2 separate regions of the Homo sapiens genome follow, and region 2 is linked to region 1. A link is an interaction called in ENCODE POLR2A ChIA-PET data of the cell type or tissue named here. Cell type or tissue: K562. All regions are shown on one strand.

Evidence for each region. Peaks named below come from ENCODE experiments on the same cell type or tissue, not always from the same donor. Only the 100,000 strongest peaks of a DNase experiment are listed, where the experiment ranks them.
Region 2: POLR2A ChIA-PET joins it to region 1 with 5 read pairs; 1 of 35 experiments calls an interaction of 5 or more read pairs at or near these places.

What each region holds. Positions count from the first base shown.
Region 1 is chr22:21,828,868-21,836,867 of GRCh38, forward strand. The region is part of intron 1 of MAPK1 (mitogen-activated protein kinase 1); the gene reads right to left. Among named protein-coding and RNA genes, the nearest start is that of MAPK1, 35 kb to the right of the region's middle. In K562, no CTCF peak of the experiment used is centred here; a DNase peak (open chromatin) is centred at 3,944.
Region 2 is chr22:20,398,031-20,406,030 of GRCh38, forward strand. It overlaps ZNF74 (zinc finger protein 74), which reads left to right. Exons shown (of 5, transcript NM_003426.4): 3 at 2,602-2,728; 4 at 3,247-3,342; 5 at 7,347-8,000. Among named protein-coding and RNA genes, the nearest start is that of ZNF74, 7.9 kb to the left of the region's middle. RefSeq lists enhancers at 7,000-7,169, 7,267-7,436 and cis regulatory regions at 7,085, 7,352. In K562, no CTCF peak of the experiment used is centred here; DNase peaks (open chromatin) are centred at 2,053, 3,521, 5,881, 7,594 and 3 weaker places.

The DNA.
Region 1 (8,000 bases):
GTGGAAAAATGTAATACATAATTATAACTTTAAAATGCCAGTAAGAAAATCTTCAGTCAGCTCTGGAAAACTAATTTTACTTCTTTTCATGAAAAAGTTGCAGTTAGTTTCTTTTGCAACCTGTCATGATAGAAGAGGAATTGCAGAAGGAAAGGAAGACCCTAAACAAAACTGATAATCATTCATCTGTATGTGTTTTAAAACATATGCAGGTAGTTTTCATATATGGCTGGTGGGAATGCAAACTGTACAACTCTTCTGGAGGGGAACTGGGCAATACCTAACAAAATTATATATGTGTACATCTTTTAACCCAGCAATCCTACTTCTAAGAATCTACTCTGAAGGTACACCTCCAATGATATGAAAAAACATATGTACAAGATTATCCACAGTAGCACTATTTGTAATTGCAAAATACTGGAAACAATCTAAATGCCCACACATTGGAGGAGACTGAAGACACTATGTTATATCCACATGGAGTACTATGCAGCAGTAAAAATGAATGAAAATCATTCTAAGATGTCTAAGAACAGACACAGAATGAATTCCAAGATATATTGTTAAGTGAAAAAACCAAAGTACAAGATTTAGACTATGCTATCCTTCATATAAGAAATGGGCAATAAGAACATATACATATATCTGCTTATTTGTACAAAAGAAATACAGGAAGGATAAACCAGAAACTAAAGAGATCAGCTACCTACAGGGGATAGGTGGGAAAGGGATAAAACGAAATGGGAATGGATGGTAGGGATAAGGAAGGAGTGATATTTCTCTGAGTATATCTTTGTGTATAGATGACTCAAAACCAGAGTAATGTAGCGCATACCAAAAAAATTAAAGAACCCAGAATACAAACAGTAACAAGTGAATCTAACTGCGTTACAAAGGAATAACATAACCACACTGAAGGGCATGAGGAAGAAACTTTGAAAACCTATTTTGACTGGATATTGTAAAGCTAAAGGCATAAAGAACTGTAACACAAATGCTGCTACCTAGTAAGTAAATTTGTTTCTCACAAAGATGTGAGTTAGCAATTCTGACACTAATTCATGTAGACAGTGGTACTGACTGAAAAAGTAAGTTTAAAAAAATGAAGGATAATGACAGCCAGGTTGGCAAAATAATTACAAATAAGAGGGAAGGCTAAAATAAACCACACAGTGTTGGATTAGAATGAGATATCAGTATGAACTCATAATTTCTAACATATACACAGACATACACAGAAATAAACATAGATACATGTGTAATATGTAGCTGAGTATACATAAGCCTATTTTCCTAGTTCTGTCTGCTGAGAAGACTTAGAAGCAGTGACACCCAGTAGCAATGAGCACACTTAAAAGCATATTGACAGCCAGGCTGTAATCCCACTTTGGGAGGCCGAGGTGGGTGGATCATTTGAGGTCAGGAGTTTGAGAACAGCCTGGCCAACATGGTGAAACTCCTCTTTTACTAAATAAATTCCTTTACTAAATAAAAAAATTAGCCAGGCGTGGTGGCGGGCATCTGTAATCCTAGCTACTCAGGAGGCTGAGGTTCAAGAATCACTTGAACCCGGGAGGTGGAGGTTCCAGTGAGCCAAGATTGCACCATTGCACTCCAGCCTGGGCAACAAGAGCGAAACTCCATTTCAAAAAAAAAAAAAAAAAATACAAAAGCATATTGAAAGGGCCTAGAGGCCAACCTGAAAGAGCAAACTAAAGTTGAAATTGTAACAATCTGAGCAACAAAATAAATCACAGTATTAGACTAAATCCATAGAATAAAACACATATCCATGCATCCACACCTATATAAATAAGTGAATAAATGAGAGGGAGGATAGTTCTTCCTTACAGATGCACTCCAATTAATACAGAAGGAATGAAGGAAATTGGGGAAAAAAATCAGAATTAGGCAAAAACCACAATAATAAGTTTCAGACAAGACCCATGGATGGATGCTAAAATCAGTGAGTAAAATTGATCACAGTCTCAGAGTACATCCCCTAAGATGTCTACGATAATAGTCGTAAAAGGATAAACAGGCAGATACCACCACCTTAACCAAATGATTAACATCTAAGACACAGCAACATCATGAATTCTCAGATATGATGTGCTGAGAAGAGCACAACACACTTAAAAATGCATAATCTCATTCTAATCATGAAAAAACTCAGACAAGTCCAGGTGCAGCGGCTCACGCCTGTAATCCCAGTGCTTTGGGAGGCTGAGGCGGATGGATCACCTGAGGTCAGGAGACCAGCCTGGCCAACATGATGAAACCCCATCTCTATTAAAAATACAAAAAACTAGCTGGGCACGATGGCAAGCGCCTGTAATCCCAGTTATTTGGGAGGCTGAGGCAGGAGAATCGCTTGAACCTGGGAGACAGAGGTTGCAGTGAGCCAAGATTGCGCCACTGCACTCCAGCATGGGCAACAGGGGCAAAACTCCATCTCAAGCAAACAAACAAACAAACAAAAACAAAAAAATCAGACGAGCCAAATGCAGTGGCTCACACCTGTAATCCCAGCTATTTGGGAGGCTAAGGCAGGAGGACTGCTTTAGCCCAGGAGTTTGAGGAAGACCCTGTCTCGAAACAACAAAAAAAACCCTAAGAATAACTGTCCTAGACTGTGTGTATATGTGTGTATGAATTGGGATTTTATTTTGTAAAGGACCCCAGGTGATTCTAAAGTTCAACTAAGATGGAGAGTCACTGCACCAACCCTTTTCTTCTCAGCTCACTTTGTCCTGGGCCCATATCTCATGGTTTTGGGTCTACTGTGGAAGTACCTTCTCTACAGAACAAAGACAAAGCAATAGAACCCAAATTCTTCCAATTCCCTTTGGGATCTATTCCCTTCTTCTCCTGCCTACCAGTATGAACTTCTATGGGATTATGCTGATGAGAAAAAATAAATTACATTTAAGTGACTGATACCAAAAACTGGAATTACTTCACAGATGAGAAACCTGGTCCCAGATACAGTGCACCTTCTGGACCTCAGTATCTTCAATTTTAAAATCATTGTTTTGAATCTGATTTCTAATTGTTAAGCTGAAGTGTTTCTTTAAATTTTTAAGTTGGTTAAAATGTGTGTGTGTGTGTGTGTGTGTGTGTGTGTGTGAAAGAACCTGCTCCCTCATCCTCAACAGCCTCATCAATCTCCACCCATTACCCATTTTTATTAGTTGCTTATCTTTCCATTATTTCCTCATGCAAACACAAATACATATTAATTTATTTACACGTATTAGAGTAAAGTGATTTCTAAATCTGAAGAGGCATCAGACTCATCCAGGGAGCTTTTTAAACAAGTGGACACTTAGTTTCTATTTTATACCTATTGACTGAACAAAACCCCTGGAGAGTGGAGCCCAGAACTTTGACAAAGTTCTCTCAGGCAGTTTTCTGTGACAGACACCTCTCAGGGTACTTACCCCAGCCCACATCACCTTTACCCAATAGGGATCTGTCCCCTTTTGTCTGTGCTGTTGAGAGTATTGCTCCTGGCCACAGCTGATGAGGTACTACCCAGCCCAGACAAGAATCCATTCTAAGGTAGAGCTGGGCCAACTAGCTCCTCTTCTCAGACAGCCTGGAGCTGGAGCACAGAGACTCCAAGGGGCCAGGCTGGCTGGCAGAAGAGTATCTGGTTGCATAACTGGGAATGCTGGGATGGGCCACATGCACCCAGACTTCATTCTGCAGAGAGGAGCCAAGTAGTAGACAGATCTGGACTGCAGAAACAAGGCCTGCTGCTCCACAGAGAATGACAGAGGCACTGCCTTGGTTCTCAGTGACTTCCCAATTCTTCAATCTAGTCCTCCATTCCTCAGGTCTTCAGTAGGTTTTCTGGAGTGAGTGAAGGCAGCAGGAGTTTCAGCAGTCGTCCTGCAGATCATCTGTTACTCTGAATATGCAGTGGGTGAGTGTTGTGGGCGTGGCTGTTATCTGGGGGCAGGTTGAAAAGCTGCAACACTGCCACTGACTCTGGCAGTTATTTCTCTGTCTAGGTCTTTGCTTGTGTTTGGAACAGATGTATTTACTGCTCAAGAGTGCAAATGAGGAGACAATATGGGAAGAAAAGAAAAGAAATTTCAGAAATAAGATTTCCACTGTAACTTGAGAAATAAAAAATTTGAGTAATTTCACAAGAACTCATAATTCTGCTTAACTAGTATTCCGTAGGATGACAGTGGCAATGTGGCAGCTTTTCAACCTGCCCCCAGATAGCAGCCATGCCCACAACACTAACCCACGATACATTCAGAGTAACAGATGATCTCCAGGACGAATGTTCAAACTTGTGCCGTCTTCGCTCACTCCCGAAAACCTACTTAAGTGATAGAGTATATTTGAAGAAATAACCTTCAAACTATTCAACTTTTATTTTGGGTCAAGATACAAAGCCTTGGTCTTGGAAGTCCTGAAACCTGAATTCAAGTTCTTGTATTGTATCACAGCTCTGTGCTTGTAACCTCGGGCAATTATCTTAACCTCACTGAACCTCAGTATCTTCCTCTGTAAAATGTAAAGAATACTTATCTCACATATAAGGTTACTTGGATGAACAGGTACGTGAACTTGTTTCATAAATTCAATACAAACAGTGTCACTGCCATCTAGATTTTTATCACTTTCATCTCCAATCTCACTTTTTTCATTATTTTAATATAATTTTAAATAATTACCTTTTTTTTTGAGATGGAGTCCTGCTCTGTCACCCAGGCTGGAATGCAGTGGCGCAACCTCGGGTCACTGCAACCTCCGCCTCCCAGGTTCAAGCAATTCTCCTGTCTCAGCCACCCAAGTAGCTGGGATTACAGGCACCCCGCAATTTTTTTGTATTTTTAGTAGAGACAGGGTTTCACCATGTTGGGCAGGCTGGTCTGGAACTCCTCGCCTCAAGTGATCTGCCTGCCTTGGCCACCCAAAGTGCTGGGATTACAGGTGTGAGCCACCGCACCTGGCCCTTAAATAATTAAATTTAATAATCATTATCATTCTTATTCTTTTTGTTGATAACTGTAAACTCTGCATTAGTTTTCCTTATATTTCTTTTCCTTTTTTTTTTTGGAGACAGAATCTCGCCTTGGCTAGAGTGCAGTGGTGCAATCTTGGCTAACTGCAACCTCTGCCTCCCGGGTTCAAGTGATTTTCCCCCCTCAGCCTCCTGAGTAGCTGGGATTACAGGTGCCCGCCACCACACTCAGCTAATTTTTATATTTTTCAGTAGCGACAGAGTGGTCAGGCTGGTCTCGAACCCCTGTCCTCAGGTGATCCACCTGCTTTGGCCTCCCAAAATGCTGGGATTACAGGCGTGAGCCACCAGGCCTGCCCAGTTTTCCTTATATTTCATTAGGCATAAAAATTATGAAGCTGGGTGCGGTGGCTCACACCTGTAATCCCAGCACTTTGGGAGGCCGAGGCGGGTGGATCACCTGAGGTCAGGAGTTCGAGACCCGCCTGACCAACATGGCAAAACCCCACCTCTACTAAAAATACAAAATTAGCCAGGCATGGTGCTGCATGCCTTTAATCCCAGTTACTTGGGAGGCTGAGGCAGGAGAATCACTTGAACCAGGGAGGCAGAGGCTGCAGTGAGCCAAGATCGCGCTACTGCACTCCAGCCTGGGCGACAGAGCGAGACTCTGTCTCAAAACAAAACAACAACAAAAACAAAAAACAAAAAACTCTATCTATCTATCTATCTATCTATCTATCTATCTATCTATCTGCATGCTAATTTTTAGAACATGATAACTACATAGGACTTTAAAATAGTTAAAAGTCCTACCATAGAGTCGAGGTGACTTAGCCAGTCACCCAAAAACAGAGCTAGGATTAACCCTTATTCATTCTTCTGAATTCTATGTTCTTTCCATTATACAAGAATGTGCCCAGAAAATCCTACACAACAGAACTCTGGGAAGAGCTAAGCTGAGAAATGGTACAGAATGCTGCCTTCAAAACCCAAGAAAATAAACACATTATAAACAAAGAACAAAGATAAGACTCAACTGCAAGGAACACAGCAAGCAAATTTTAAAGGGCAGCCCAGGAAGGAGCTGAGAGTGTTAAGTACAAACCATCAAGGCTCAAGAGAAAAGGAGATGGCTTCACAGAATCAAAAACCCACAAGAAGTCAGGCATGATGGCTCGCACCTGTAATCCCAGCATTTGGGGAAGCTGACGCAGATGGATGGCTTGCCCCTACCAGTTTCAGACCAGCCTGGGCAACACAGAAAGCAGTCTCCATCAACACGAAACATTTTAAAAATTAGCTGGGTGTGATGGCTCCTGCCTGTAGTCCCAGCTACTCGAGAGGCTGAACTGAGGGAGGAAGGGACCCAGAATCACCCAGCTATGATCACTGCAGTCTAGCCTGTGCAACAGAGACCCTGTCTCTAAAACTAACTAAAGAAATAAATAGCAGGAAGAAGTAAAAAGAAAGATCTAGGATGCAGGAAGAGAATGAGAAGACACATACCCGGACCCAGCCAAAAAAATAAAAATCAACAATGATTACTCTCGAAATTGATGTTATGAAATCAATGCCAAACAGTAATACATAAATAAATAAATCCTGATACAAAATAGTAAAATGCATGCAGAAATGTAAGCAAACAAGAGTGCAAAAGAATACCTGCACACTCAGAGTCAAGTAGGGCTGGTTCTACATTGTTAAAGGACACAGAGGCTGGCTGCTACACGCTGGGGGAGGGAAGAAATGGAGAGTGACTGCTCATGGGAATGGGGTTGCTTTTTGAGGTAATAAAATGTTCTGGGATTAGACAGTGGTGGTGGTTCCAAAACTTTGTGAATATATACTGAAAACAACTAAATTATATTCTTTTTAAAGGTGAAGTTTTTCTTTTCTCTGGTAGGTAAATTATGTCCAAAAAAAAAAAAAAAAAAAGCATGGTCCCTTCAAACAAAAATCCCTTTTCTCAGATCATTATTTCAGGAGCTAACACTTAAAAGAGAGATCCCTTCACTCTGGAAAGCTGACAGTAATCAAAACAGGGCATGAAAGCCTGGAGCAGGGAGACAGATCAGCTCTGGGAGTTGGGATGGGGAAGAAGAGAGAAATGGCATCTTGATGATACTTTTTATCCTGGCCAACCCACTTCACCAGCGAAAAGCTGATAAGCACTCAAGACAGAGGCCCTACACTAAAGAATTTAAAAGTATACAGGCCGGGTGTAGCAATTTGTACCTGTAATCCCAGCACTTTGGGAGGCTGAGGCAGGCAGATCACTTGAGGTCAGGAGTTCGAGACCAGGCTGGCCAACACAGAAAAACCCAGTCTCTACTAAAAATACAAAAATTAGCCAGGTGTGGTGGTACATGCCTGTAGTCCCAGCTACCTGGGAGGCTGAGGCAGGATAATCACTTGAACCCAGGAGGCGGAGGTTGCAGTGAGCCAAGATTGTGCCACCACACTCCAGCCTGGGCGACAGAGTGAGACTCAAACAAACAAACAAACAAAAACAAAAACAGAACTTAAAAGTATACATCTGGGGGGAGAAAAAAAATGTAGGGGTGGACGTGGTGGCTCATGCCTGTAATCCCAGCACTTTGGGAAGCTGACGCTGTGGATCCCTTGAGCCCAGAAGTTCGAGATCAGCCCTGGGCAATATGGAGAAACCCAGTGTCTACAAAAAATACAAAAAAATTATCTGTAGCCGGGTGTGGTGGCACGCGTCCGTAATCCCAGCTACTCAGGAGGCTGAGGCAGGAGAATCGCTTGAATCCAGGAGGCAAGAGGTTGCAGTGCGCCGAGATCGCGCCACTGCACTCCTGCCTGGACGACAGAGCGAGACTCCGTCTCAAAAAAAAAAATTATCTGGGGTGATGGTGTGCGCCTGTGGTCCCAGCCACTTGGGGGGCTGAGGTGGTAGAATCACCTGAGCCCAGGAGATCGAGGCTGCAGTGAGCCATGATCATGCCATTGCACTCTAGCCTGGGCAACAAAGTGAGGCTGTCTC
Region 2 (8,000 bases), 1.4 Mb before region 1:
TCTCCAGGCCGGGTGCAGTGGCTCACGCCTGTAACCCCAGCATTTTGGGAGGCTGAGGTGGGTGGAACACTTGAGGTCAGGAGTTCAAGACCAGCCGGCCAACATGGTGAAACCCTGTCTCTACTAAAAATACAAAAATTTAGCTGGGCGTTAGTTCTCGCCTGTAGTCCTAGCTACTCAGGAGGCTGAGGCAGGAGAATCTCTTGAACCCAGGAGGCAGAGGTTGCAGTGAGCTGAGATTGCACCACTGTACTCCAGCCTGGGTGACAGAGTGAGACCATGTCTCAAAAAAAAAAAAAAAAAAAAAAAACCTCTCTCGGAGTTACCAAGCATTGAGACATAAGAATTTGAGGTGAGGGGTATACATTTCATCCCATTGCTCCATTGGATGGAGCAAACTGCTCCGCAGTTTGCTTATCCATTCACCAGCCGATGGACATTTAGGTTACTCATAGGCTTTTGCTATTACAAATAAACCCGCTATAAATATTTGAGTACACGTATGGCTGTGCATTTTAATTTCTCTTGCATAAATACCTAGGTGTGAAATTGCTGAGCCATATAGTAAATATATGTTTGTCAATTTTATTGATCTTTTCAAAAAACAATTTTTTTGTTTTATTGATTTTTCTCTATTTTCTGTTTTCCATTTCAGAGATTTCTGATCCTTATTATCTCCTTGGTGTCTTAAGATTGAAACTTACTTTACTTACTTTAGTGTCTTAAGATTGAAACATAGATATTGATTTGATACCTTTTTTCCTCATATAGCATTCAGCGTTGTAAATTTCTAAGCACTGCCTCAACTATATCCTACAACTTTTGTTATGTCACATTTTCACTTTTATTCAGCTCAAAATAGCTTCTAATTTCCCTAGTGATGTATTCTTCAGCCATATGTTATTTCAGAATGTGTTGTTTCATTTCCTAATATTTAGGGCATTTTCCAGATAACTTTCTATTATGGATTTCTGATTTAATTCTATTGTCATCAAAGAATGAACTTTGTGTGATTTAAAGTCTTTCAAGTCTACCAAGATTTATTTTATTTCCCAGAGTGTGGTTTATCTTGGTAAATGTTCCACATGCCCTTGAAAAAATATGTATTATGCCTTTGTTGGTTAGAGTGTTATGTAAATATCAGTTAAGTCAAGTTGAATGATGGTGTTTTTTAATTGTTCTGTCAGTTTTTGCATTATGTATTTTGAAGCTCTTTTAGTAGATACATTTATATTTAGGATTGCTATGAGTTCTTAATGAATTAACTGTTTTATCATTATGTAATATTCTCTTTGTCTCTGATAGTCCTCTCTCTGAAATCTACTTTGCTATTACTATAGGCACTTGAGCTTTTTTTTTTTAAATTAGTATTTGCAGGGTTTATCTTTTTCTATCCTATCACTTTTAACCTATCTTTGTATGTAAAGTGGGTTTCTGTAGCTTGCTTTTTGAATTCAGTTTGACAATCTCCACCTTTTAATTGGAGTGTTTAAACTATTCGCATTTAGTGTAATTATTAATATGGTTGGATTTACATGTCCTTTTTTTTTTTTTCTTTTGACAGAGTTTGGCTCTTGTCACCCAGGCTGGAGTGCAGTGGCGCAATCTTGGCTCACTGCAACCTCCACCTCTTGGGTTCAAGCAATTCTCCTGACCTCAGGTGATCTGCCACCTTGGCCTCCCAAGTGCTGGGATTATAGGCGTGAGCCACCCCACCCGGCCTTGCTATTAGTTTTCTATGTCTTATGTCTTTTTTGTTTCTCATTTCCTCCCTTAATGACTTCTTTTGAGGTAAACACATACTGTTCTAATATACTCTTAATTCCTCTGATTTCATTAATATTTTTCACCTTTTAGTTATTTGATTGGATGCTGGACATTGTGAATTTTACTTTGTTGAGTAGGTTTTTGGAATTCCTTGTTTCTGGGATTTGTTCTGGGATGCAGTGAAATTACTTGGCATCTATTTGATCCTTTCAAGGATCAAAGCAAGTCTGGAGTTGGGTGGTGGCCAGGATGCCCAGGCCCAGGGGGAGCAGGCAGGAAGGATTGGAAGGCAGTCAGGTGAGGACTGCAGGTAGCCTCTCTTAGTCCCTTGGGGCACAGAACTTGCTGATATATACAAGGTTTCCTTCCTTAGAGTGTAATAACAGTTTCTAGTCTGGGATCGGATCCTTTTGCGTTACTGAGCTTTGAATAGAGTTGCTGGGATTTTTGTACTATTAATATTCTCTCAAATTTTTAAGTTTGAAATTCTTGACTCCAGGAAGCATAGCATCTCACCCAGGACTTAGAGCCTGATACAACAGCCATGTACAGCCCCTGGGTCCCACCGCAAGTTGCCAGGGCCCTGTGGTGTCTATTCAGACCTGCTTTCCCAATCTAGAAGGTGGTGTGGGAATGCATGCCAATTCCCAGCCCCCCTCCCTGCCCCTGGTCCCCGAATTCAGTCATGGTCAGTGTCTACAGCACAACCTTCTGGCATGGGAGAAGGTCACCTGAGGTTAACCCTTTACTTGTAGGGTCCTTAATCAATCTCTGGCTCCTTTGGAACCATGGACACAGAATCAGTCCTGGGTGAGAACCTATATGTCATTTCAGGAATCGGTGAGTTTCAAGGATGTGGCTGTGGACTTCACCCAGGAGGAGTGGGGTCAACTAGACTCCCCTCAGAGGGCCTTGTACCGGGATGTGATGTTGGAGAACTACCAGAACCTTCTTGCCCTAGGTAAAATCCCCCCAGCCCCAGGCTGGGCGTCGGCTGTCAGCCTTCTTCTACATGGTAGATATTAAGGAGAATCCCTTCAGTGCCGGCCCTGGTGCCAGATATATCATGGGGTGGGAAGCAAGGCCTGTGCCTTGGGGCACTCATGGCCAGGGGCCTCGGCCACGCCAGAAGTCCCCAAGGGACAGCGTGGGAGCTGGTAGCATCCTTGCTTGGTGTTTCCCCTGGTCCTGGGATAGGGGCAGGGAGAGAAGAGAAGAAGGTGGGACCCTGGAGCCCAGCTGGCTCTGGAACAGTCCTCAAGCAATGAAGTAAGGACGTCAGCACACGTGGGGTCTTCAGAGTATACACTGGGATTTGGGTTCCAGTCTGAGACCCTCACTGCTTTTGGCCCAGAGGACCTCCTGTTCCCAGAGAGGGTGTCCACTTCACAGGCATTGTCCTTGTTAGGGGGCGGCCTGTAAGGTCGACTGGGCCTGGAGAGCTGCAGCATGCCCAGCCCACTTTCTCTCCACGAGCAGGACCTCCACTGCACAAGCCAGATGTGATCTCTCATCTGGAACGAGGCGAGGAGCCATGGAGCATGCAGAGGGAAGTCCCCAGAGGGCCCTGTCCAGGTGAGCAGAGGCACAGGTGGAAGGGTGCCAGCCCCAGCACCCCTGGTGGCACCTCCTCCTATGGCCCCTATTTTCCTCCCTCAGTTTGCCCCGGCTCCATCTCCCCTTTTCAGGTCCCCCGCCAGACCCTCCTGCCTGCCTCCCTTCAGCACGTACTGAGCACTGCCTGTGTGCTGAGACCTGTTCTGGGATACAACAGGGAACAAACCTGGCCACTGGGACCAAATGGTCACCTGCTGATGGGGATGGGGAGGCAGGAATAGAAATATTGAGCCATTGGTGTTGGCTGGGCAGCCGGGGGTGTGGGATTGGGGGCAGGGGGCCACCAGGGAAGGGGCAGCTGGCGTTGGTCAGTGTCAGGGTCAGCATGAGCATCAGCATCAGGGCCAGCGTCAGCGTCAGGGTCAGAGCCAGCATCAGTGTCAGGGCCAGCGTGAGCATCAGCATCAGGGCCAGTGTGAGCATCAGTGTCAGGGCCATCATCAGCGTCAGGGTCAGAGTCAGCATCAGCATTAGGGTCAGCATCAGCGTCAGGGTCAGGGTCAACGTCAGCGAGGGCTTCCAGGCTGTGGCCAAGATGGCAGCCCTCCGTAAGGGAAAGGGGACTGGGGTGGGTGTTGAGCAGAAGGTAGTCTGCTTTTCTTCTCCAACATTCTTTTTGTAGACTTCTCTTCTGAGTTGGTTGATAAATAAGTGGTAAATTCGGCTTAATTTATTGGACAGTGACTGCTGAGCATGTTAGGTGTCTAGAAAGCTCGAGAAACACCTTTCTGTGGGAAAGGCAGCCGATAAGCTGTGGAGCACAGAACACGGGGGTCGGGGAAGGCAGCCCCTCCTCCATCCCCCTCCACTGCCACATACCACCCAGCCCCAACCTGCAACAGTGGCTGCAGCCCCAGCTTTCTGGTCTTTATTTCTCACCCCAGCCTCTGATGCTTGCTTTGTCCTCTTTAACAAGATTACAGGTTTCAAAAAATTCATATTTTTGTTTGATTCATATATGAATATACTGAAAATGAGGCTGAAAGGTTACTGAAATCCTGCATAATCTTTCCACCCAGAGATGACGGTTCTCTAATAACTGACCATGTCACTGATTCCTCTGGGCCCTTCCTCTGTGTGCGGATAGACTTCTAAAGCTACATGTGGCCAGGCGTGATGGCTCACACCTGTAATCCCAACACTTTGGGAGGCCGAGGCAGGCAGATCACCTGAGGTCAGGAGTTCGAGACCAGCCTGACCAACATAGAGAAACCCTGTCTCTACTAAAATTACAAAATTAGCTGGGCATGGTGGTGCATGCCTGTAATCCCAGCTACTTGGGAGGCTGAGGCAGGAGAATCGCTTGAACCCAGGAGGCAGAGGTTGCGGTGAGCTGAGATCGTGCCATTGCACTCCAGTCTGGGTAACAAGAGTGAAATTCCATCTCAAAAAAAAAAAAAAAAAAAAATTAGCTGGGCGTGGTGGTGAGCACCTGTAATCCCAGCTACTCTGGAGGCTTAGGCAGGAGAATTGCTTGAACCCGGGAGGCAGAGGTTGCAGTGAGCCATGATCGCACCATTGCACTCCAGCCTGTGTGACAGAGCTAAACTCCATCTCAAACAAATAAATAAATAAAGCCTTATGCACCCTCGGAAGCACAGCACTCACGCCGGAGTCTGGCTACCACACTGGCCATGGCATAGTGAGCGTCCTCACGTGATGTTTACTGATTGCACAGTATCCCTTAGATGAATGTGCCCTGCTGTGTTGTTGGCCCTATTGCTGCCAAAACAACTTTTTTCTGGCCTGGGCCTCTTCTCTCTGCTCTGTGCAACTTCCCTAGACTCTTACCTCTCACTTGGTGTGGATGTGGTCTACACTATAGCAACACCAGCTGAGCTGCAGCCCTGTGTCACTGACCATCTCGTGGGCCTCTGCTTGCATGTCTAAAACCAGACTTGGAACTGGCCCTTCCTCCTCCTTTATAAAAGCTTCCACCATCCACCCAGGCTTGGGTGTTTGCTGAGGTCTCATCCTCTCCCCCATTTCCTCTCTTGCCACCTTCAGTCAACAGCTAGGGCCATCAGTTTTAGCACCTAAATGGCTCTTAGATCTGCTGCTTCCTGTTCATTTTCACAGCCTTGGTTCCAGTCTGAAGTTGCCATTTTTCACCTGAATTATTCAGATGGCCTCCCTAACTGGCCTCCCTAACTGCTGGCTCCAACCACCTTACACACCACCAAAGCCACCTTCAAGACAAACCATTATGCCAGGCACAGGGACTCACACATCTAATCCCAGCACTTTGGGAGGCCAAGGCAGGAGGACCACTTGAGCCCAGGAGTTGGAGGCTGCAGCGAGCTGTGATTGCACCCCTGCACTGCAGCCTGGACAACAGAGCGAGACTGTGTCCCCGCCCTCTGCTTCCCCCGCCCCCCGTCAAGACACCATATGATCACATCACCCTCTGTGCAAAAGGCCTTTCTTCCCCGGCTGCCCTCTGAGTCAGGCATCTGGTCACCTCGAACCCATCCACCTTGCCAGGGTCACCTCTCAGCCTTCCTGCCTCTGCGTGTCTTGTCTTCATCTTACTGTCTCACCTCTGAGCTTCTGCACATGCTGTTCACTCTCCACCTGGCTACCTGCCATGTGTGCCATGGCCAGTTCCACTTGCCCTGCTCTTCTGCATGTGTTGGGGCCACAGGCAGCACCACCATGCAGCTCTGCCCGCTGCACTAGACTGCTCCCTTTTAAGCCTGGGGAGGACAGAATTAGAAATAAAATCTCCTGCCAGCTCAGAAAACCTTGCTATAGAGATAGAAAAGAAAGAAAGCCTTCTTATTGAATAAGTGTTTAACCAGATGTGGTGTACAGGAGAGAAAGAAACCTCCCCCTTTGACAGAGGAGACACATCCAACCCAGCACACAGGGCAACTGTCTTCACCTAAAGGAAGAGTACAGCTTTTTGGGTTTTGTTTGTTTGTTTGTTTTTTGAGACAGGGTATCCCTCTATTGCCCAGGCTGGGGTGCGGTTGCATGATCATAGCTCGAAGCCTCAACCTCCCTAGGCTCAGGTGATCCTCCCACCTCAGCCTCCTGAGTAGCTGGGACTATAGACAGGTACCATCATTCCTGGCTAATTTTGTATTTTTTGTAGAGGGGTCTCACTGTGTTACCCAGGCTGGTCTTGATCTGGGCTCAAGTGATCCGCCACCTTGACCTCCCAAAGTGCTGGGATTACAGGTATGAGCCACCGCGCCCAGCCTCTTGTAGCTTTTTGACAAGCAGGAAGTTACATCTTGGACTCGACTCTTGGACTAGGCTCATTTTGCTTCTGAAAAGGTTTGCATGCGTCTCGAGACAGAGAAAGCATTTGCAATTCCCAGTGTTCTAAAGGGAAGCGCTGGGGTGTGGGGAGCCCTTTTTTCCTTTTGGCACCACAGACAATTTTTAATTCATTTGTTAGTCCTAGCTACTCGGGAGGCTGAGGCCGGAGAATGGCGTGAACCTGGGAGGCGGAGCTTGCAGTGAGCCGAGATCGCGCCACTGCACTCCGGCCTGGGCGACAGAGCGAGACTCGGTCTCAAAACAAACAAACAAACAAAAAACATGTATTTGTCCTGTGTATTGCGAGCACCTGCCATGGTATTGATACAGAGCAGTCGGTCAGCCGACGTGTCCGTGAATGAGTGTAATCCTCATCAACAGCTCCCAAGCTTGCCCCTTTCTCAGCCCCCTTGGTGCTTGTAGCTGTTCCTTCCGGGATTCCTTTGGCTTCTCCGCCTCTCCCGGTCTTTGCTCTCTGGTAGCTCCTTCCGTGTTCTTCCTCTCCCTTCTTCCCGCTCTTGCTTGCCCATCTCATCCTGGGCGCTCCCTTCTCTCTGCCTGCACCTTCCAGCCTTGGCCCTGGTGGCCTCTCCTCTCTTTTCTGGGCTTATCTGCATCTCCAGGCCAATTCTCAAATCTGAATTCTAGGCCAGGTTTCCGCTTGCTCACAGAAAATCATTTTCAATATCTTACAGAATGGGAGCTGAAGGCGGTGCCCTCTCAACAGCAGGGCATTTGCAAAGAAGAACCGGCCCAGGAGCCCATCATGGAGCGGCCCCTCGGCGGGGCGCAGGCGTGGGGGCGCCAGGCAGGTGCTCTGCAGAGGAGTCAGGCTGCGCCCTGGGCGCCCGCACCTGCCATGGTCTGGGACGTCCCTGTAGAGGAATTCCCCCTCAGGTGTCCCCTCTTCGCCCAGCAACGCGTTCCCGAGGGGGGACCCTTGCTGGACACACGCAAGAACGTCCAGGCCACTGAGGGCAGAACCAAGGCCCCCGCGAGACTGTGTGCAGGGGAAAACGCCTCCACGCCAAGTGAGCCAGAAAAGTTCCCCCAGGTGCGCCGGCAGCGCGGGGCGGGCGCCGGGGAGGGCGAGTTCGTGTGCGGCGAGTGCGGGAAGGCGTTCCGCCAGAGCTCCTCCCTCACGCTGCACCGGCGCTGGCACAGCCGGGAGAAGGCTTACAAGTGCGATGAATGCGGCAAGGCCTTCACCTGGAGCACCAACCTTCTGGAGCACCGGCGCATCCACACCGGCGAGAAGCCCTTCTTCTGCGGCGAGTGCGGGAAGGCCTTCAGCTGCCACTCGTCCCTCAACGTGCACCAGCGCATCCACACGGGCGAGCGGCCCTACA